2 separate regions of the Homo sapiens genome follow, and region 2 is linked to region 1. Evidence: read pairs that join two places in POLR2A ChIA-PET (ENCODE). Cell type or tissue: Panc1. All regions are shown on one strand. Each heading gives the region's core, and the rest is flanking DNA. Links, peaks and the distances in the headings are about the cores only.

The links. ChIA-PET counts read pairs that join two places held together with the same protein. Peaks named below come from ENCODE experiments on the same cell type or tissue, not always from the same donor. Only the 100,000 strongest peaks of a DNase experiment are listed, where the experiment ranks them.
Region 2: POLR2A ChIA-PET joins it to region 1 with 5 read pairs; 3 of 35 experiments call an interaction of 5 or more read pairs at or near these places.

What each region holds. Positions count from the first base shown.
Region 1 is chr5:159,814,416-159,825,191 of GRCh38, reverse strand. The region is part of intron 2 of LINC01847 (long intergenic non-protein coding RNA 1847); the gene reads left to right. Among named protein-coding and RNA genes, the nearest start is that of LINC01847, 52 kb to the left of the region's middle. In Panc1, for the core only: no CTCF peak of the experiment used is centred there; a DNase peak (open chromatin) is centred at 4,971; H3K27ac peaks cover 236 bases.
Region 2 is chr5:159,647,572-159,658,347 of GRCh38, reverse strand. No RefSeq gene overlaps it. Among named protein-coding and RNA genes, the nearest start is that of LINC01845, 190 kb to the right of the region's middle. In Panc1, for the core only: no CTCF peak of the experiment used is centred there; no DNase peak of the experiment used is centred there.

The DNA.
Region 1 (10,776 bases), core at 1,743-9,742:
CTCCAAATGCACCCATAAATTCTACCCCACTGTGTCTTTGCTTTTGCCTGCAGGACAGGCTGGTGTAATGGAGACATGGTAGGTGCTCAATACATGTTTGCTGAATTGGTCATACTTTATTTTATCATCTTGTCATGTTTAAAGACAATTCCTGACAAAACTGTGAGCAAAATAAAATGGCTATTTTAAGCCACTACGTTTTAAGGTAATTTGTTGCACAACAACAGGGAATCAGAGCATCAAATTAATTTAGTTTTTAAAAAATGACCTAGGTATTAGTCATCCAGTATTAAAGACGGGAGACAAGTCTTGATTTTAAAAATGAGATAAGCTTCATCACCGAGCTTTTTGATGACAGAATGCTCAATTCACAGGGAGAGTACACTCAATATCAGCTTTGACAGGGAGAGAAAAGTGAGAGCAGGCGACTGCAGCAATGGTGGCATTTAATCTGCTATGCCCTGCCTTTGTCCTGAGGTGTTGGGCTGGGACCTCTCAGTCTCTCTATGCCGAAGCTGCTGGCTATTTTCATTTCCTGCAGGAGATGCCATGATGAAAACAAGATACTTAGAAATAAATGAAATGAATTAGCTCAGGAAGTCTTTTCTAGCACAGGACCAAAAAGTCTGTCTTGGGATGGAGACCCATACTAATTATTCTAGAAACAAGAAAACTGCTCGCTTGCTCTCTTTCTTTCTCTTTCTTTCTTTCTTTCATTCTTTCTCTCCCTCTCTCCCTCCCTCCCTCCTTTCTTTCCCTTTCTTTCTCTTTCTTTCTTTCATTCTTTCTCTCCCTCCCTCCCTCCTTTCTTTCTTTCTTTCTCTTTCTTTCTTTCTTTCTTTCCTTCCTTCCTTCCTTCCTTCCTTCCTTCCTTCCTTCCTTCCTTCTTCCTTTCATCTTCTCTCTCTCTCTCACTTGCTGCAACTTCCATCTCCTGGATTCAAGAGATTCTTGTGCCTCAGCCTCCCAAGTATCTGGGATTAAAGGCATGTGCCACCATGCTGGCTAATTTTTGTATATTTAGTAGAGATGGGGGTCTCACCGTGTTGGCCACGCTGGTCTCAAACTCCTGGCCTCAAGTGATCTGCCTGCCTTGGCCTCCCAAAGTGTTGGGATTACAGGTGTGAGCCCCTGTGCCTGGCCTCCTTCTATTTTTCAGTGATTAAAAGTATCTAAGTGGCAAAGCAGGCTATAAACATGACCGTGTGAGGCCAGAGTCCCCTCACCAGGGTAAAGTCTGTTTCATCCTCCTGTTCTTTCAGATCCCTGGGATAAGTTTTGCTAGGATACCCATTAACTCTTCATTGGTATCTGCTAAAGATCAAATTATTCCCCATCCCCTTCCCCCACCCAAATATTTTCAAGTTCTAACCTGAAATGTGATTGTATTAGGAGATGGGGCTTTTAGGAGGTAATTACCTTAATTAAGGTTGAATGAGGGCTTAAAGGTGAGGTCCTAATCCAATAGCATTTGTTGCTTTATAAGAAGTGAGAGAGAGGAGAGACATCCCTCTCTCCCTCTGCCTGAGCACACTGAGGATAGTCTGTGTGAGGACCTGGTGAGAAGGCAGCCTTCTGGAGGCCAGAAAAGAGCCCTCACTAGGAACCTTGATCCTGGGCTTCCAGTCACCAGAACTGAGAGAAATCATTTCCACTGTTTAAGCCACCTAGTCTATGCCATTTTGTTATGGCAGCCTGAGCAGGGTAATATGGCCTCCCATTTCCATTTGGCCTTTTGGTAGTCCATTCCTTATACAATAGCCAGAGGGTCTTTTACAATTATAAAGTCAGCTTCTATCCATTGGCTTCCCACAGCAAAAGGAATTTCATTTGGATTCCTTACTCTGACCTATGAGACCCCAAATGATCTGGCCCTTGTTCACCTCTCAACCTCATCTCCTAATTTCTTCCTCCAAAATTCCCTGTCCTGCAGCCATATTGCTATTTTCGTTTGTTTGTTTCTGCCTCAGGACCTTTGTACTTGCTGTTCCTTCCTGAAATTATGTTCTCCAGAGTATCTCATGACCCAGCTCAACTGGAGCCTGCTCAGAGAGGGCTTCCCTGTCCATCTAATAGTCACTATCTATGATAATCACCTCATTTAATAGCCTTCCTAGCATTTAACAGTATCTGATATTATCTTAGGTATTTGTGAACTTGTCTATGTTCCCTACTAGAAGGTAAGTGGCATGAAGGCAGGATGCCTGGCTGTCTCATTAATGCCTATATCCCAATGCCTAGGGTGACAGCAGGCAGTAGGAAGCTTTCGTCTTTGGTGGATGAATGAATGGCTGAAGCCCTTGTTTCTTACCACTTATCCTCATCTGTTCAGTGCCTATCCATCCTTCACTACCTGTCTAAACCCCACCGCCTTAGACCTATATAAGTCCTTCCTTTTTTGACTCCTCCTAGCAAGTACTTCATAGCTCTGATAGACTTTTCTTTTTTTAATGAAAACAGTTTGTTTACTGAAATATGCTATGTATACATGTTTAAGCCCCAATTTCTCTACCAAGTTCAGTTTGTGTCTAGGATCCAGACATGGTCAAGGGCAGTAACATGTTGCTGCTTTTGCAGCTTTGCTCTGCCGCATTTACTTTTTGTTCTGATTTTCCCACAAGCTTTTGCCTCCCTGGATATAAAAGTTTGTTGTCTAAAGCCAGGAGTGGTGGCGGGCACCTGTGGTCTCAGCTACCCGAGAGGCTGAGCTGGGAGGATTACTTGAGTCCAGGAGTTCAAGGCTGCAGTGAGAGCCATGGTGCTCTGATACACTTTTATCTTACTCTGCCATATGTTTGGATTTTATGGGTTTTGTGTGTCCCTCCCTGCCCTACTGTAATCTTTTTGAGGACAAGGACTGGGCTTTACTCATGGCTATATTTCGTGGTTCCCCCCCACCAAAACCCTGCCATCCAGATTGCATAGAATGCAGGGAGCTTTATTCTCCTCCAGCATCTTCAGGGTAGAGATGCAAGTTTTGGGAAGGTAGATTTCACACCTAGTGAATTCTCAAACAGACAAGCAATTGTTAAGGCAAGAGATTGTTGAGTCAGGCTATTGTTTGATCTCCTCTAAATGTATATTCTCAGCAGAACCAAAGAAATTATGGAAGAATCAGGAGAGCTGCGAACGTTGCAAAATTCCATGCTATCAATGAAATGTAGTTTCTGATCTTCGCACAATTGCTCTTCTAAGCTAGGCCTGAACAATATTCTGAGACTCTCTTTTACTAGAATAATTCCACCTAAGAATAGTAAGCATTAAAGTCAAGAGTTAGAGCTAGACGGGAAATAATCCAGCCTGATTCTCCTCAAGAAGAGAAGAGGAATGTGAGGCTTCAAAATAGTCGTATTCAACATCAAACAGAGAGCAGGGGCGAATGTGGGATGCCCACAAGAGGAATCTGAGGCTTCAAAGAGTCATACTGAACATCAAACAGAGATCAGGGGCGAATGTGGGATGCCCGCAGAGGCCTCCTGACCCTGTGCCAGGGCTCCTACCATCCAGGGTTAGTCCCTTTGTGCTAGCCACACTCCTGATGCTGTCATATAACACTTTTCTACCCGTAAACTTCAAGTTTCAATTCTTTATGCATCCTCGCTGATGGAATGGGGACCCGCCTCCATGGCCTGATTTCAAGGACATCAGAAAAGTTCTCCTCCTACTGTCCACCCCAGTCTTCTACCCTGCCCTGTGCCTGAAATTGCGCCATTAGAGACAAGCCATTTTATGTTTTTCTCTAGACCAAAGGTTGCAACCCCAAATGCTTATAAGGATAAAGCAGGTCATATAAATGGTGAGTTTGCACAGGTGGGACTGTGGGGTACTGAGGGGCACAGGCCATGTCTCCAGGGCCTAAAGGGGCAGCTGCCACTCCACCTCGGCCCAGAGGGACTGTGTCTTCTGTGTTTTCAAGGGGAGCCAGAAATGTATGTGTGTGTCTTTTTAAATTTGAACTCTTCTGAATTTTAAACATTGTCAACACATTTTCAAAAATTAATGTACTATCTGGCCAAAACCGAACCAAACCAAAAGAAAACCTCTGCAAGGTGGATTTACTCTTTCACATATGTGTGTAAAGCCATGTATAGATTCTTTCCAATAGCAGTTTGGGACATGAGCTGATAGACATCAAAGAAATAAAGTATTTTCCCAGGGATCTGCATGGAAAGCCGGGTTTGAGTGGTATGCACAGGGCCCTCTGCAGGGTAATGGGAGTGAGATGCCAAGGGTGCAAAATGTAAGAAGGTGCTTGCTTTCAGGATGGACCCTGAACTTGCATGACCCAGAGGGTGAGCACCTCCTTAAATTTTGTGCCCGGTGCAGTGGCTCACTCCTGTAATCTTAGCACTTTGGGAGGCCAAGGCAGGCAGATCACTCAAGCTCAGGAGTTTGAGACCAGCCTGGGCAACATAGTGAGACCCCTATCTCTACTAAAAATGCAAAAAAAAAAAAAAAAAAAAAAGAAAATCAGCTGGTCATGGGCGCCACTTGTAATCCCAACTACTTGGGAGGCTGAGGCAGGAGAATTGCTTGAACTTGGGAGGTGGAGGTTGCAGTGAGCTGAGATGGAGCCACCGCACTCCAGCCTGGGTAACAGAGGGATACTCTGGGATACTCTGTCTCCAAAAAAAAAAAAAAAAAAGAGAGAGAGAGAGAAAAGAAAGAAAGAAAGAAAGAAAAAATTGTGCTTCACTGGCCTCAGCCTACTCCCAGCCCTGATTGTGGAGGGTGAGGAGGGCAGGGGGAGGGCCAGGTGAGTTGGGAGAACCATACCTAGGGGTCAGATTGAGTGCAGTATGAGGTAGTGTGAAGATGAAGTGGTGTGAAGGCCAGTTTTGCAGGGTGCATGCTTCTGCTGTGACTTCCCTGCGGCGGAGGAAGCTGGGCACAGTGCGTCCTGTGCTTACAGCTTCACTGTTTGCTTCCCTGATATTTCCACACCCTCTGGAAGTCTTGACTCAGTCGTGCCCCAAGTGACCTCAGTGGAAAGTGTGAGAAAGCAAGGAGCAGCAGTTGTTTTTATCCCCAAACCAAGCAAGGAAAACAGTTGTTGACATAATGCCTGACTATCAGCTCTCTGCTCTGCTGACTGTCCAGGGCCCTGGAGCTGCTGCAGACCACTCGTGGTGCATGGGGCCGTGGGTGTTAGTTGATCCAGAGGTGCTAGGAGTGCAGCATCAGTCTCTGCCTCCTGTGAACCACTCCCCACCCCCCATCCCTAGGAGGAGGGCAGGCTTGTGACCCTGGTGGTGCTGTCCTGGTTAACTCTGAGGATGGGGAGGCTGGGCCTTTGAGGAGCACTGGCCTCCCTGCCTCTGGAGTGGAGCTTGGCAGGAAGCTGGAGGGGCAAGATTCTGAGCAGTTCCTCCTGCTGCCTCTTTGGCTCTGCAGCCAAACGCCTGTGGTTTCAGCCTAGTGTTGGGGACAGCTGGGTTTGTTTTGGTGTTCAAACCGGGACATAGGGGGAACATGGTTTTAACATCAAAAAAATAAATTGTTTTTAAGAGAGGGAGAGAAGGCTTCCAGCAGGAGCTCTTGAAGGCTTCTAACCCCGCTTGCTCCCCCTGATGTCAGAGAATAAATGCCTGACAGGAGCCAGCAGTTAGCAAGCAGCCCTGCAGATATTATAGGCAATGTTGTAGGAGTGGGACCAATTACCCCTAAGATGTTGGGAGGGTCCACATAGCCTGGGCACAGGGATCCTAGGGACTCCCTCATTTACCCCGACCCTTGCTGCAAGTTGCTTGCTGTTATTGATACCTGCAGCAGGTGTCTGGGCCGGCAGATCCTGTGGGGGCTTCTGCTAGGGCCAGTGGGGAGGAGAGAAATGTGACAGCTGTCTGCAAATGTTGGATGTTGGAGAAGCTGTCATTGGAAAGGGAGCAATAGGCATCTCTGGGGCCCCAGAATATGTAATTAGGACTGGGAGCAGGCCTAAAGGAGACCACTTTCTTATTATTAAAAGAAAAAAAAAAAAGAAAGTGTAATGATTAGGGTGTCTGCCATTGTGTCTCAGGTTTCAGTCACCTCCTCAGAGTGAACTTCCGTCGAAGCTCTCTTCCTCCAGCTAAAGTTGATCCTCTTCCCAGTGATTCTGTCTCATCAATCTGTTTCTTTCTTGCAACTTACTTAGCAAAGTCTATACATATCATGCTTCTTGCCTGCCTGCTTGTTCATTTTCTACCCACCAGTCTGGGTGATGAGCTTCCTTGGGGCACAGGGCTTTGTGCCTTTCTCATTACTGCTTCCCCAGTGCCTAGCACAGTGTCTGGCACGTAGTAGGAGCTCAATAAATATGTGCGGAATGAACAAATGAAGAATGAGAATGAGTTAATACTGCAGGAGGAAATGAAGTCCCCACCACTGGAGGAGTTAAGCAGAAGTTGAGGGCCAAAAGTCAGAAAGTCCACTGGCCCCTGGTTTGGTTAAAGTTATGCTTGCTGCTGGGACTAATGGACTATATGATGGTTCATTTGTGAAAGAGAGTTAGTTTTGTTCATGTAAAGTTCTAGCTGGGTGTTTCTGATGGGTGGGCAGCTCTCCTTTAGGAGGTGGCTCAGAAACTCCGGCCTCTTTCATCCTGTGGCTCCATCATTTTCTATCTGTGGCATTTTTGGTCACCATGCTGAATTGTATCAAACAGTTTAGAAAAAAGGAGGTGATTACAGACCAAACCTGGAAGAGGTGCACATCCCTTCCACTCACACGCCGTGGACTAGAACTCCGTCATATCTAATTGCAAGGTTTGGGTCATGGCCCAGAAGCAAGAGGAGACAAGTTTGGTTCATAACCTCCCAGGCTCTGTCCCAGGCTCTGATATGCCTGCACTGGGCAGGAGGTAGAACCAGATGGTTTCTGGGAGCCTCTTCAGCATTTGCGTTTAAAGGTTTTGTGTTTCCCTTCTGCAACAACTTAGCCTTAATACTTGCAGTACTAAGGAGAAGTAAGGTACTTGTCACTGCTTTTCCTTTTCTAGCTTTGCAATTCTTTTTTTTTTCTTTTTTGAGATGGGGTCTCACTCTGTCAGCCAGGCTAGAGTGCAGTGGCGCGATCTGAACTCATTGCAACCTCCACCTCCTAAGCTCAAATAATCCTCCCACCTCAGCCTCCTGAGTAGCTGGCACCACAGGCACATGCCACCATCCCTGGCTAATTTTTGTATTTTTAGTAGAGACTGGGTTTTGTCATGTGGCCAGGCAGGTCTCGAACCCTTGAGCTCAAGCAATGTGCCCACCTTGGCTTCCCAAAGTGCTGGGATTATAGGCATGAGCCACTGCACCTGGCCAAGCAATTCTTTTTTCTTTTGCTCAAGAATTTCCTTAGGTGTTTCTGGTATGTCATTATGGACAGTGAGAACATCTGCTTAGGCAACCACAAAAATATCCAAGTCAGACAGACCTGTCCAGGAATCCCAGTTCTATCACTCCCTAGGTATGTGGCATTGGGCAAGTTACCGAACCTTTCTGGCTCTCAGCTTTTTCCTCTGGAAATGAGGATAATAGCTATAATAATACCTACTCTGTAACACTATGAGGCTTGAAAGAGCAGAGATGTGTGTGATTTATGGTGCATTTGCTCTAGATTGTTGTCCTTAGCTTTATTTCCATCATTTGAAAAAGTTTTCGCAGCAACTCTATGGAGTAGATCTATTATTAGTCCTAGTTTTATAGAGGAGAATGCAGAATTGCTGAGGGATTAAGCAGCTTGCTTAAAGCCATGCAGCTAATAGGTTGGGAACCAGGACTTGAATGAAGTCATCCAACCCCGCTGCCCACAAGCTACATAATAGACAGCAACAGTTATGAGGATGAAAAGGACGATTTTTTTGTTATTGTTATTGTTATTTGCTTTAGAGGCTGAGCCAGTCCTAGGCTTACTTATATATAAGCAATGATTTGCAAAACATTTCACAGTCCACAAAGTTTCTCTATGGCTCATAGCTTGATAATTCCTCACAATAATTTTGAGGTAGTTTTACTATTCTGCCCCCTTTATAAGGGATAAAAATGAGCCCCCCTTTGGGAGGCCAAGGTGGGTGGATCACAAGGTGAGGAGATCAAGACCATCCTGGCCAACATGGTGAAACCCCGTCTCTACTAAAAATACAAAAATTAGCCTGGTGGGCTGGCATACGCCTGTAGTCCCAGCTACTCAGGAGGCTGAGGCAGGGGAATTGCTTGAGCCTGGGAGGAGGAGGTTGCAGTGAGCCAAGATGGTGCCACTGCACTCTAGCCTGGGCAACAGAGCAAGACTCTGTCTCAAAAAAAAAAAAAAAAGAAAAGAAAAAGGAGCCCCAGAAGGCATGAATCACGGGCTGGGGTCACACAGCCAGAAATTGGTGAAGTTGGCTTTCAGACTCTGACTTTGGACAATGCCATTTCTCTGGTTAAATTCAAGTTAATATTTGCTAAACACTTAGAAGGGTGTCTGGCACATAGTAAGCATGATATGAAAGTTTATTTAAAAACTAAATTAAATAAATAGCATACTTCACTTCCCTCTTCAACAACGATTTCTCTAGTACCTGCTACCACCTGTAAAGTGAAGGTGGCTGTGGCTGGGGCCTGGGTCTCCTCTTGCTCCCACCTTGTGCCCAGCATTCTCAGATTACCCCTCAGGTTGGCTGGGCTGGTCGGCTCACCTTCTCCTTTCACTCTAGTTGGCTCTTTTTGGACGGTCCCTAAGGCCTGGGCTTCTCCCCTTAGTAAAACAAATACGGCTACTTATTGTTGCTGCTTTTCAGGCCCCTGCTTGCTGGTTTCATGGAATCATCTTGTAGAAAGGTGTTGTTAACTAATAGAAATCTTATGTGTCATAGTGCCCTCTCCAATAGCTTATTTACCTTCCAACGGGGGGATTCAATTAACCCAAAGGGATGATTAGTAGAATTTCAGGCATCTGCACAGGCCGATGGGGCGACATTTTTGGAGGAGAGGGCTTGAAATCACATCACAGAACTCATGGAGGAGGGAGGGCTGAGCCTGCTCTGGGTTTTGCATGAAGTCCATTCTGCCTGCTAGAAGACTGACAAGGCTTCTCTTTTACTCTGCTCCCTTTCATAAAGGTTTTTCTTTAAGTTGTTTTTAGTAAATTCCTAACATTATTTGTCAAATTTGGCTCACAATTATTTCTACCTCATGTTTTTAATGGAACAGACCCAGAAACTCCCAACAATGAGGAAATCAAATTGGGAAGCATGTAGACACTTATTCAACAAGTTTCACTGAGCCTCTGTTGTATGTCAGGGACCATTTCAGGTGCTGAAGGCAAGGATGAGAAAGCTGGCCAAGGCTGCTTATCTGAGGCCATTTGGGCTGCATTAATAAAAATGCCCTAAACTGGTGGTTTATAAACAGTAAACATTAATTTCTCACAGTTCTGGAGGCTGGTAAGTCCAAGATCAACTTGCCTGGGGAAGGCCCATTCCTCATAAATGGCACCTTTTAACTGTGTCATCACTTGGTGGAAGGGGAATATGAACTCCCTTGGGCCTATTTTATAAGAGCACTAACCCCATTCATATGATGCAGTCACCTCCCAAATGACCCTACCTCCCAATACCATCATCTTGGAGGTTTGGTTTCAACATGTGAAGTTTTTGGGGGACACAAACATTCAGACCATAGCATTTTCCCCTGGCCTTCCAAAATTCATGTCCTTCTCACATACAAAATACATTCATTTCATCCTAATAGTCCCCAAAGTCTTAACTGGCTGCAGCATCAAGTTTTAATGTCTAGGTCCAAAATCTTATCTAAATATCATCTAAATCAGAAACTGATGAGACTTAAGGTATGATTCATCCTGACGCAAATTTTTCTCCAGCTGTGAACTATGAAAGCAAACAAGTTCTTTGCTTCCAAAATACAATGGTAGGACAGGCACAGGATAGACATTTCTGTTCCAAAGTGAGAAATAGGAAAGAAGGAAGGGATAAATAGATTTCAAGCAGGTCCAAAACCTTAAGTCTCAAGACTAATCTTTGAGTCCAGTCTCTGCCCTCCAGGCAGGAGTTGGACCCCCAAGACTCTGGGAAGCCATGCTTCCATGACCTCGGGTTGCCCTGTTCCCCCACAGCTCTTACGTGTTGGAGTCAAGTGCCTGCAGCTATCCCAGGCTGGAATCTCATGCCTCTGGCTTTATTGGTCTGGGATCTCTGGGGCATCCCCATCCCTAAACCTCCAATGGACTTTGCCCTAATGAGGTCTCTTTGCAGTGGCCCTGACCCTGTGATTGTTCTCTGCCTGGGCCCATGGCTCTATGAGGCATCCTTTAAAATCTAAGTGAAGACATCCACATCCCCTTGGCTCATGAGCCAGCCGACAGCATCTTACATATATCAAGATTTACTGCCTGTACCCTGAATGGGGAGGGGCAGTCATCATGGCTCATGAATAATTGGGTCTGCTGGAGCTAAACCTGGGGCAGCCCAGTAGCACAGCCACCTTCTGGAGAAAAACTTTGAAATCCTTCTGCCCCACAGGCCCTGACACTCTTGGTCTGTAATAGAAATGCCAGCCTTGTGATCTCTAAAAATGCCTTTGGGATCATTTTTTCATTGTCTTGATGAGTGGCACCTGGCTTCCATTGAAAAGGCCCATCCGTATTAAATCTCCTTATCAAAGAGTCACTTGGCCACAACAGGCTTTCTCATTTTTTCCAATATGAATAGGCTGAGAATCTAAATTTTTATGTTTTACTTTCTTTTTGATTACGAATTCTGTCTTTAAGTCATTTCTGTCTTCCTGCATTTTACTATAAGCACTCAAGGGA
Region 2 (10,776 bases), core at 1,924-9,923, 170 kb after region 1:
GACAGCAAGACTGTTCCTGCCGGCTCCCGTTAAGTTTCATCAAAACTGTGCCTAATTAAAATCTTCAATTTAATTATGCTCCTCTGCATTACAAATTTTGATCAAATTGGTTTAATTTGGTACAAGGAGTTATGTTCATTTCACATGCAAAGTGAGCCCACCCTGAAGCTAGGCTCTGTGTCCCCAAAGCCTCTCAGGACCCTCTTGTACAATCAGGATTGCCCCCACCCTCCTGTGACCCCAGATTTGGAGAATCGCCCGAGGCTTGGGAAATTGGCAGTTGTTGCTCTGCCCACATCTGCAAGAGCTGTCCTGAAGCCACACTGAAGCTGACAGCTGTCTTCCCCCACCCACCTTCCCCTCCCAGCCTCCCTTTCCTCCTCTGCTTTTGAAACGCCCTCATCTCGGGAAAAATCGCACCCAATCTGTCAGTGAAATATGCTGTGGGATTGAAGCTCTGGCAATCTGTTTCCACTCAGGAGAGAAATCTCAGCCTGCTAGTGGCCCCGTGGAGAACTTCCCAAAGTCCTTCATTTACAGAATCCCAAAGCAAAGGGCTCCCTGATCACCCAGTCCCAGGCAGTTTCCCTGCCTTCTACCCATAGTCAACAGGCACTGCCAATGCTTGGCCTCCCAGCACTTCTTTATCCCTTCCTAGGTCCTTATCCCATCATATAGAGCCCCAAGACCTGAGATCACCCAGGTGACCCCTCCACCTTACACCCTCCTGGCAACCAGACCTTTCCAGGTGGTCTTACCCTCATCGAAACCCCCTGGTCTGGAGTTCCACTCCCTCTAGGGCTTCCCTTGCAAACCTTCCAGCTCATCTGATGGTGGCATTCCTGCTCCTCGCTGAATGCCTTGTGTCTCAAGCTGAAGTGTGAGCTCCTTCTATGCATGTGTGCTCAGAATAATTTATCCTATGTGGAGCCGCAGGCTAAATGCCACCTGTCATACTGCAATGTCAGTTTTACTCAAAGGTAATTTAAAACCTTATTTGTATATTGTGGAATGGAATGAAAAATTCACACGATGTTTTAAAACAAGAGACTTCAAAGATAAGCGGCCGGGGGTTGCAGCCCAGACCCCTTGGGTCTTAGTCCACTTTCTCTAACCTTTGGCAAAGAAGTCTAAGTACCCCTGGTGAAGTGTTACCAAAACCCTCATAAAATATTCGCCCCTTCACCGGGACTTCTGATCCCAGAAGACTTTTATCTTTTATTTTTATTTATTTATTTATTTTTTTGAGATAGAGTCTCGCTCTGTTGCCCAGGCTGGAGTGCAGTGGCGCGATCTCGGCTCACTGCAAGCTCTGCCTCCCGGGTTCACGCCATTCTCCCGCTTCAGCCTCCCGAGTAGCTGGGACTACAGGCACCCACCACAATGCCTGGCTAATTTTTTGTATTTTTAGTAGAGACGGGGTTTCACCATGTTAGCCAGGATGATCTCAATCTCCTGACCTCGTGATCCACCCGCGCCCGGCCCCAGAAGACTTTTATTTAAGGGGTGGCCATTCCTCTGGGAAGGATGCCTAAATCTACTGCTGCCTGTCCCCTCTCTTTGACTCTATTCCCAAATTGCCAACTGCTTGATTGGACATTTTCACTTGCACACCGTGCCTTGGATGGCCCTGAAATTAACTTGTCCACAACTCTAAACCTACCATGTCCCACCAGCATCATCAGGCCTGCTCTCCCATGTCATTTTCCAGCTTATCTTAATGGTGTTCCAGTTTTCCCTGGCACTGGGTTTGGAAATACAGGAGATATCAACATTGGCCATAAGTAAACAAGTAGGTAAATACATAAATTGACTAGATTTTAGTCTTTTTTAAAAAAACTGCTTTTGATTGCTGATTCTATTTGAGCATGCACTCCATAATGGTTTAAGGCTAGATGTTTCATCCCAACTTAATAATCCTATGCAAGTCCCTTGTCAACTCCTTCCAGTACCTAATACAGGCTCAGCAAATGTTAAATGTTAATAGAATTAGTAATAGATAGAAGTAGATCATAACACAGTGAGAGATGTCCCTGTGTTGTATATAACTCACTGCTATGTGAGTGGGAACAGAAGGTTGCAGTCGGTCAGGAGAGAATAGTCTCCCTGTATGGTAAGACAAACAGTCCAGGGAGATTTAGAGAGGTGCCCAGGGAACTCTGAGGCCTGCTTGTGAGACAGACAAACCAGTTTTTCCAGAGCTCATGGTTTATGCTTCTTTGACCAGATGATGCTGACTGGAGAGAAGAATCCAGTGGAAAGAGGAGAGACAGGTGCTAGGGCAATGGCTGGTACGGCATGGAGCCAAAAGGGCATGAAGTAAAAAGCAGGAAAGGCATCACAGAGCAGGCACTCAAGTATTTATGTGGTGAATTAATTATAGTAATATCATAATGGCTAAAACATTTATTGTGAGCTTGCTCTGTGCTGAGCAGCATGCTCTAAGTGCCGTGCAAGCATTAACTGTTTAGTCCTTGCAACAGTCTTGAAAATGATGTGTTATTATTCCAATTGTATAGATTGAGAACTGAGGATCAAAAAGGTAAGTAATTTGTGCAAGGTCACCTAGGTAGTCAATGGTGGAAGTAAGGTTTGACTCCAAAGCTTGAGTGATTCACCATGGCATTTTTCTTCCTCTTATTCAAAAACCTGCTTTATTATTTACATTTTTCTTTTTTCTCTGAGAATGTTCCAACCCCACCCGCACTCAGTAAAACTCTTAGAAGGCAGAGGCAGGGTCTCAGAGTTCTTTGAATTCTCAATTCTTTACCCAATGCTTTGTGTAGTAAATAAGTAATAAATGCTATAGATGTATTGATAGAATTGTTTGTTAATGGATCAATGTTGAGAAAATCAGGCACTGTAGCAGGCAAGGAAAAAGTTTCTGGAAAGGAGCACTCGATGCTTATCTGATGAAGCCAGTGTACTGTCAACACCTGTTCGCCAGTCTCTTCTCATCTACACAGCTGTACTGGTTCTGCTGCCTGGAACCCTCTTTTCTTGTCTTCTCACTCCTTCTGGTTTATTGCCTCCTGTCCTGTAGGCCTCAACATAGATGCCTTCTCCAGGAAGCCTTTCCTGATTGCCCTCGAATTTGGTTAGAGGTTTCCACAGAGTCTTAACTTCTCCCATCACAGCACTTATCCCACTGGATTGCAACTGCCTGTTGACTGTTTAGCCTTCTTCAACTAGATCATAGGCTCATTGAGAATTGGGTTGGCCTCAGCAAAATATATACATGGTAAATAATATGTATATATATAACTTGTTACAGTGAGCCCTCCCACCCAACCCCAAACCAATGAGCCCTCCCACTCAACCCCAAACCAACGTCCATATTCCCAAATTCTTCAAAGAGCAATGAAAGAGCAGTGAACACAAATTCCCCCACTTCACAGTTTTGCCTATACCAGGATTGACATTATCTCAGGATATTGTAAGAAAAAATAATGAATGAGAACTTCCAACAGTTACCAGGGGACTGAGACCTTGGGCAAGTTCCATAGGCCCTCAAACTTTAAGGTTGGAAAGTAGTGAACCACTCTACCTCTCTCGTGGAATTGTTATAAAGATACACTGAGATGTAAAACAGTGTTTGACACCACGTACATGCCCAGTAAGTGTCAGATGCTGTTATTATGTATAATTATGTAAGTGTCAGATGCTGTTATTATGTTATAATTATATTATGTTATTAGCATTATATGGTGTTGAAGTGTTGAATATTTTCCATTTCTGCTCACATAGAATAACTCTGCTGGGGCACTTTAGCATCATTGGTATATTATTAAGCAATTAATATATACAAATAATATACATGCAATTAATTAGATATACCGAGATGTCCAGGGATTGGAAGTGAAGTCAGACTCTGGAATTGACAAACTCCAGCCTCATCTAACTGAGCAGGAATGCGGCATGCAGCACCCCAGACTGGATGGAACCAGAGGACCCATCAAAAGCCTGAGATGTCTGGCTCAGCAACATTTCTCACTTTTCAGCCTACTTCCAATTCAGTCCACATGGTCGAAAATTAAAACAAGTTATGAAGAACCATAACATTTAGATGCTGATGAAAAGTTCTCAAGTTTTCCTCAGCTATAAAGCTGAGTGTTGAGTAAGTTTTCCTCTAATTTCTTCAGCTATGAACAACAAACAATGCAGGCTGTACATTCAAGAACAAAATTTGGAATTGCGATCAAATGAATGAACAACAAAGTGAATCTGACATATTTAATGATAAATCTTATTGTTGTGTTGCATGGTAATTAGACAAAATGAGAAGTTTACATAATGGCTATAATTATTTATTCATTTACTTTCACATTGTTAAAGCAAACTTTTATAGATTTTCTCTTTTCACTTTGTTAGACGTTCTGCATTCATAAACAGTCTCTGTGTTAACTGTTTTCTCCAATGCTCCTTAAGATTTAAATGGAATCCTCATTGCACAAAGGTATAACTAGTTGCAAGCACACTCACGCATGTTAGCAGACAGAGATCTGGGGATGGAGTTTCCATACACTGAGTTCTTACATCTATCCATGCTCCTTCTCCTCCCTTTAGCTCCTGGGATGACTTCTGCCTAGAAAATCATGCCCAAGGCTTCTCCTCTACTTCTCATTTTCTCTTAAGGTAAGAGGTTCTAGATAAGAAAATCCATCTAGTCCCTTTTCTATAGAAGAATATTAACCACATTTGGTGACATTGGCTGCTATAACAAATAGATCTTCAATTGTGAAATGGCTCAAACATAATAGAAGCTTATTGTTACCTACCTATAAACCCAAGGCAGGTGTTCCTGCTTGATATGAGACTCTCTTCCATCCATTGATATGATGACCCACGGCTCTTTCTATCTTGTGGTTCCACTCCTCCCTAAAGGCTTGTCTTCATCGTTGGCACTGAGCTGACAAAAGAGAGAGCATGCACAAGAACTTGCTGCTTCATAAAAACCGTGGCCTGAGAATCATACCCACCTCTGTCATTAGAACTCAGCCATACAGTCACATACACAGCTTCAAGGGAGGCTCAGAAATGAGGTCAAGCTGTGTGCTGGGGAAGAAGAAGAAGAAACAGGTTTTGGTGTACAACTGGTCATCTCTGCCCTTTCTGAAATCATTGCGGAAAAAAGGAAGTAGAGTCAGCAAACCAGATGTAGACTGGAGATGGGTGAGGGGCAGGGAGGATGAGATGAGATATCAGAGAAAACAAAACAAAACAAAAAACTATAACATTAATTAGATAATTAGGGATACGGTCCTTAGAGTAGTATTATATTAATGCTTAATTTCCCAGATGTGACAGTTACGTTGTGGTGATGAAATTGAATGACCTTGTTCTTAGATGACACCTTCAGAAACGTTCAGGGGTGAAGTGCCATGATGGCTTCAAATGCTCCCCCAAATACACATACACACATATGCACACATACAGGGGGAGAGAGAGAAGAAGTGATTGTGCTAAAACATTAACAATTGGTGAATCCCAGTGAATTACATCCCAGGAGCAGCCGTCCTAGGTGTGAAATAGCGTGATGTGTGCTGAAATCAGGAAGCAGAACCGGGCTTCTGGAGCATGATGTGCCCAGCAACGAGGGCAGAGATGAGCCTAGAGAGTGGTAATGATTGTGATGGGGCTTGTATAGCATGAAGCTTGACTTCATCCTGCAGGCCAAGGGGAGCCACTGAAGGGCAGGGCAGGGACAAGGTCTCATGGGTATTTTAGGTAGAATGTGTTCAGGGTGGATTTCAGGGGAACAAGTCTGGATGAAAGGTAAGTATATCAGTCTGTTTAATGATGCTTATAACAGAATCCCTGGAACTAGGTAATTTATAGAGAAAATAACTTTTTTTTGTTACGGTTCTGGAGGCTGAGAAATCCAAGGCTGCATTTGGTGAGAGCCTTCTTGCTGGTGGGGACTCTCTGCAGATTGTCAGGGTGGTGCAGGGCATCACATGGTGAGGGGGCTGAGTGTGCTAGCATGCTAGTTCAGGTCTCTCTTCCTGTTTTCATAAAGCCAACAGTTCTACTCCCACAATAACCCATTAATCAATTAATCCATGAATGTATTAATCCACTCATGAGGGCAGAGCCCTCACCATTTAATTACCTCTTAAAGTTCCCACCTCTCAATATTACCACATTGGGGGTTAAGTGTCAGCATGAGTTTTAGAGCATTCCTTCAAACCACAACAGTAAATAATTTAATTCACACAGTAATTATTTGTACTTTCAGAAGCCAGCCCTGTGCTAAGGGCTGTGGATATGCAGAACTGGGGGAGCTACTGGGATATGTCTAAGAGAAAAATCAGACTTGGCTCCTGCCTTCTTGAAGTTTAGGGTCTAGTAAGTGAATATATATATTAAGCAATAATTATAAAAACAAGTGTGAAATTATAGCTGCGATGAGTTAAGAAGGAGACGTTCATGGTGCCTAGGATCCCATGATGACTATATTTTATTTTTGGTCAGGGAAGGCAGCATCCCAGAGAAAGTGATGTTTGAGCTAAGATTTACAGGATGAATAGGAGTTATTCACCAAGCAGAGGGAACAACATGGATAAAGCCTTTCTAGTTGGAAGAAGCGTGGCATGTTTGACAAATAGAGAGATCAGTATAGCTGGGAGGCAGTGAGTGAAGGAGAATATAGAAAATGAGACAGGAAAAGACAAACAAGGACCAGCCTTTGTAGGCCCTTGTAAGCCATCACCATGGATCTGGCCTTTACCCTGTGTGCACTGGGAAGCCATAGATGGCTTACAGGTATGTGAATGTTGGGGATGGTGACTGGCATAATTCCTGTAGCTGCAGAATGCAGAATGGATTACAGCACAAGATTCAGGAGCCCAGGTAGGAGGCTGCTATAGCCATCTTGAGAGAGATAATAAGGGAGGGAGACAGGGGATGGAGCCAAGAAGTCTCAGATCACAAAATGGGTAGAATTTGGTTGTTTGATTTAAGATGCCAAGGTCACAGGGTTGTAGTTGACAACAACTGGCCAGATGATGGTATCCTCAAGTGACAGAGAGAATTCCAAAGAGGAATCAGCTGTAAGGAATATGGTGAGTTCAAATTGCGACAGGTTGAGTTTGGAGTGCCAGGTGGAGTTATCTAGCAGAGAGTTAGATAAATGAGTCTGAAACTTAGGAGGTAAGCCTGGGCTTGAAATAGAAACTTGTGAGCACTCAACATTTAGATTTAGATTTGAGATGATGTCAATGCTTAAAGTATATCTTCGTTTAAGAAGAGGTCAGAGAAAGAGGAGCTCACTTCAGACACAGGGAAGCAAAGGCCAAAGACAGTCAAAAATAACCTGGAGATTGTGGAGTAACAAGAAGCCAAGAGTTTTGACTTTTCAGATTCCACAGTAAGTGCGGTCATGTGGTATTTGTCTCTCTGTGTCTGGCTTATTTCAATTAGCTTAATGTCCTCTAGGTCCATTCAGGTTGTTGAAAATGACAGAATTTTTTTCTTTTTAAAGGCTAAATAGTACTCTGTCATGTATGTAGACCACATTTTTAATCCACTTATCAATTGATGGGCACTTCAGCTATTTTGATATCTTGGCTATTATAAGTAATGCTGCAGTAAACATGACAGTACAGACATCACTTCGACATACTCATTTCAATTCCTTCGGATACATACCCAGAAGTGGAGTTGCTGGATCATATCATAGTTCAGTTCTTTTTTTTTTTTTTTTTTTTTTGAGACAGAGTCTCGCTGTATGCCCAGGCTGGAGTGCAGTGGAGCGATCTTGGCTCACTGCAACCTCTGCCTCTGGGGTTTAAGCAATTCTCCTGCCTCAGCCTCCCGAGTAGCTGGGATTACAGGCACCCACCACCACGCCCAGCTAATTTTTGTATTTTTAGTAGAGACGAGGTTTCACCATCTTGGCCAGGCTGGTCTTGAACTCCTGACATCGTGATCCACCTGCCTTGGCCTCCCAAAGTGTTGGGATTACAGACGTGAGCCACCACTCCTGGCCAAGTTTTGTATTTTTAGTAGAGATGGGGTTTCACCATCTTGGCCAGGCTGGTCTTGAACTCCTGACCTCGTGATCCACCTGCCTCGGCCTCCCAAAGTGTTGGGATTACAGGCGTGAGCCACTATGCCTGGCCAAGTTTTGTATTTTTAGTAGAGATGGGGTATCCCCATGTTGGCCAGGCTGGTCTCAAACTCCTGACCTCAGTTGACCGACCTGTCTTGACCTCTCAAAGGGCTGGGATCACAGGTGTGAGCCACTGTGCCCGCCCCATATTGTAGTTCTATTTTCAGCTTTTTGAGGAATCTTCATACTGTTTTCCAAAATGACTATATTAACTTATAATATCACCAATAGTGTACAAGCATTCCCATTTCTCCACATTCTCACCAACACTTTTTATTTTTCATCTTTTTTACAATTGCTGATCAAAAGTGGTAAGGTGATATCTCATTGTGGTTTTAATTTGCATTTTTCTGATGCTTCAAGATGTTGAGAATTTTTTCATAGATCTGCTGGCCATTTGTATGTCTTCTTTCAAGAAATGTCTATTCAGATCCTTTGCCTATTTTATTATAGGGTTACTTGTTTTCCTATTATTAAGTAGTTTGAGTTTCTTGTATATTTTAGATATTAACCCCTTACTCTATGAATAGAAGGTGGCAGGAGGATGTGAACGGGGACAAGGGAGATGTTTGCCAAAGGGTACAAAGTTTCCATTAGACAGGAGAATAGGTTCTGGTATTCTATTACATAGTATGGTGACTACAGTTAATATAATGTATTATATATTTCAAAATAGCTAAAAGAATGGATTTTAAATGTTATCATCACAAAAAAGGAAAGTTTCAGTAATGAGTATGTTAAGTAGCCTGATTTGATCATTCCACAATGTCTACATGTATCAAAACATCACATGCACCCCATAAATATATACAATTATTATTTGTCAACTAAAAGTAAAATAAAATACATTTAAACTAAGGTGTTAGAAAAAAGAACCCAAAGGGGTAGTGAGATCCAGGAGTTGTCAGATGCTCAAAAGGTCACCTGAGGAGAAGAACTGGAGAATGCCCATGTCCTGTAGTAGCTAAAGATATCACTGGGGACCTTGGTGACAACAGTTCAAGCACAGCAATGGGGCTAAAGTCAAAAGCCAGTGACATGAAGGTATAGGAAGAGAAGACAGTGGGTGTGAGTCACTCTTGAGGGGAGTTTGGATGACAGAAGACAGAAAGATGTTCAACAGCAGCCATGGGGATTTGGGTCTTGACTAGAAGCACTTCATCCCTCATCTGTCAAACTTGAGTGTATTTTAGCTGCCAGTTACTAAATAGACACATAAGAAATTAAAGCAGTGTCTTGCCCTCAAAAAGCATGTGCTCTGAAGCTATTTTCAAACTCGATTTCACGGAACCCTGGGTTTTAGAAACACCATTAGGAGAGGGGAGCAAAGGGAAGGCTGAGGTCTTGGGACTGTGACTGCTGTCTCTTCTCTGCACTTATCTTTTTCGTGGGTTTCCACATTTAAAATATTTTTCACAGAAATGCATTCTGTTGCTAAGGAAACAAGTTTGTAAAGTGGTGCATTATAGGATACAGCATTCTACACCAGAGGTTGGCAAACTTTTTGTCTGTAAAGGGCCAAATAGTAAATATTTTTGACTTTGCAGGCCATATGGTCTCTGTTACAGCTACTCTTGCTGTTGTAAGGTAAAAATTGCTGTAGAGAATATTAATGGGTGTGGCTCTGTTCCAATAAAACTTTACAAAAATAGGGGGTGGACTATAGTTTGTTGACCCCTGTTCTAGATGTTGATGAGGTGCAGCAGGGCTTTTTCTTTTTTTTTTTTTTTTGAGACGGAGTCCCGCTCTTTAGCCCAGGCCGGATTGCAGTGGCGCAATCTCGGCTCACTGCAAGCTCCGCCTCCCAGGTTCACGCCATTCTCCTGCCTCAGCCTCCCGAGTAGCTGGGACTACAGGCGCCCGCCACCGCGCCCGGCTAATTTTTTGTATTTTTAGTAGAGACGAGGTTTCACCGTGTTAGCTAGGATGGTCTCGATCTCCTGACCTCGTGATCCGCCCGCCTCGGCCTCCCAAAGTGCTGGGATTACAGGCGTGAGCCACCGCGCCCAGCCCAGCAGGGCTTTTTCAACCTATTCTTTCTGAAGGTATTTCTGTAAGACATAGCGTACAGTAAAAGAGTGACTATTCTGGCCAGTCTCAGTGTTGCTTAGTTCTCGGGATTCTCACCCTTGGCTTCCTGACTTTGGTTTCTCCCCAGCTGGAAGGCTGACCATCTCCCATCCCGCACTGCGGACTGCTAAAATACTAGTCTTTCCCCAACCCTACCTCCCATCTTTATCTTTTTACCCTCGGGTCTATTTTATTCTTCCTCTCAATTTAAAAGAAAGAAATTCAAAAAAACCATTCCTCAAACCAAGCAAAAACAATCTTTTAAAATGTTGGCTGAAGTGAAACCCCGTCTCCACTAACATAAAAATTAGCTAGGCTTGGTGGTGCGCACCTGTAGTCCCAGGTACTCGGGAGACTGAGGCAGGAGAATCGCTTCAACCTGGGAGGCAGAGGTTGTAGTGAGCCGAGATTGTGCCACTGCACTCCAGTCCGGCAACAGAGTGAGACTCCGTCTCAAAACAAACAAACAAACAAATATATATATGTTGAAGACAACTCCCTTCCTAGAACAAAAAACTCATGGAATGGGTTCTTATTAATAATTATTTGGGGAAGCATCAGCCTTGATAATTCTGATATTATGAGCCGAATGT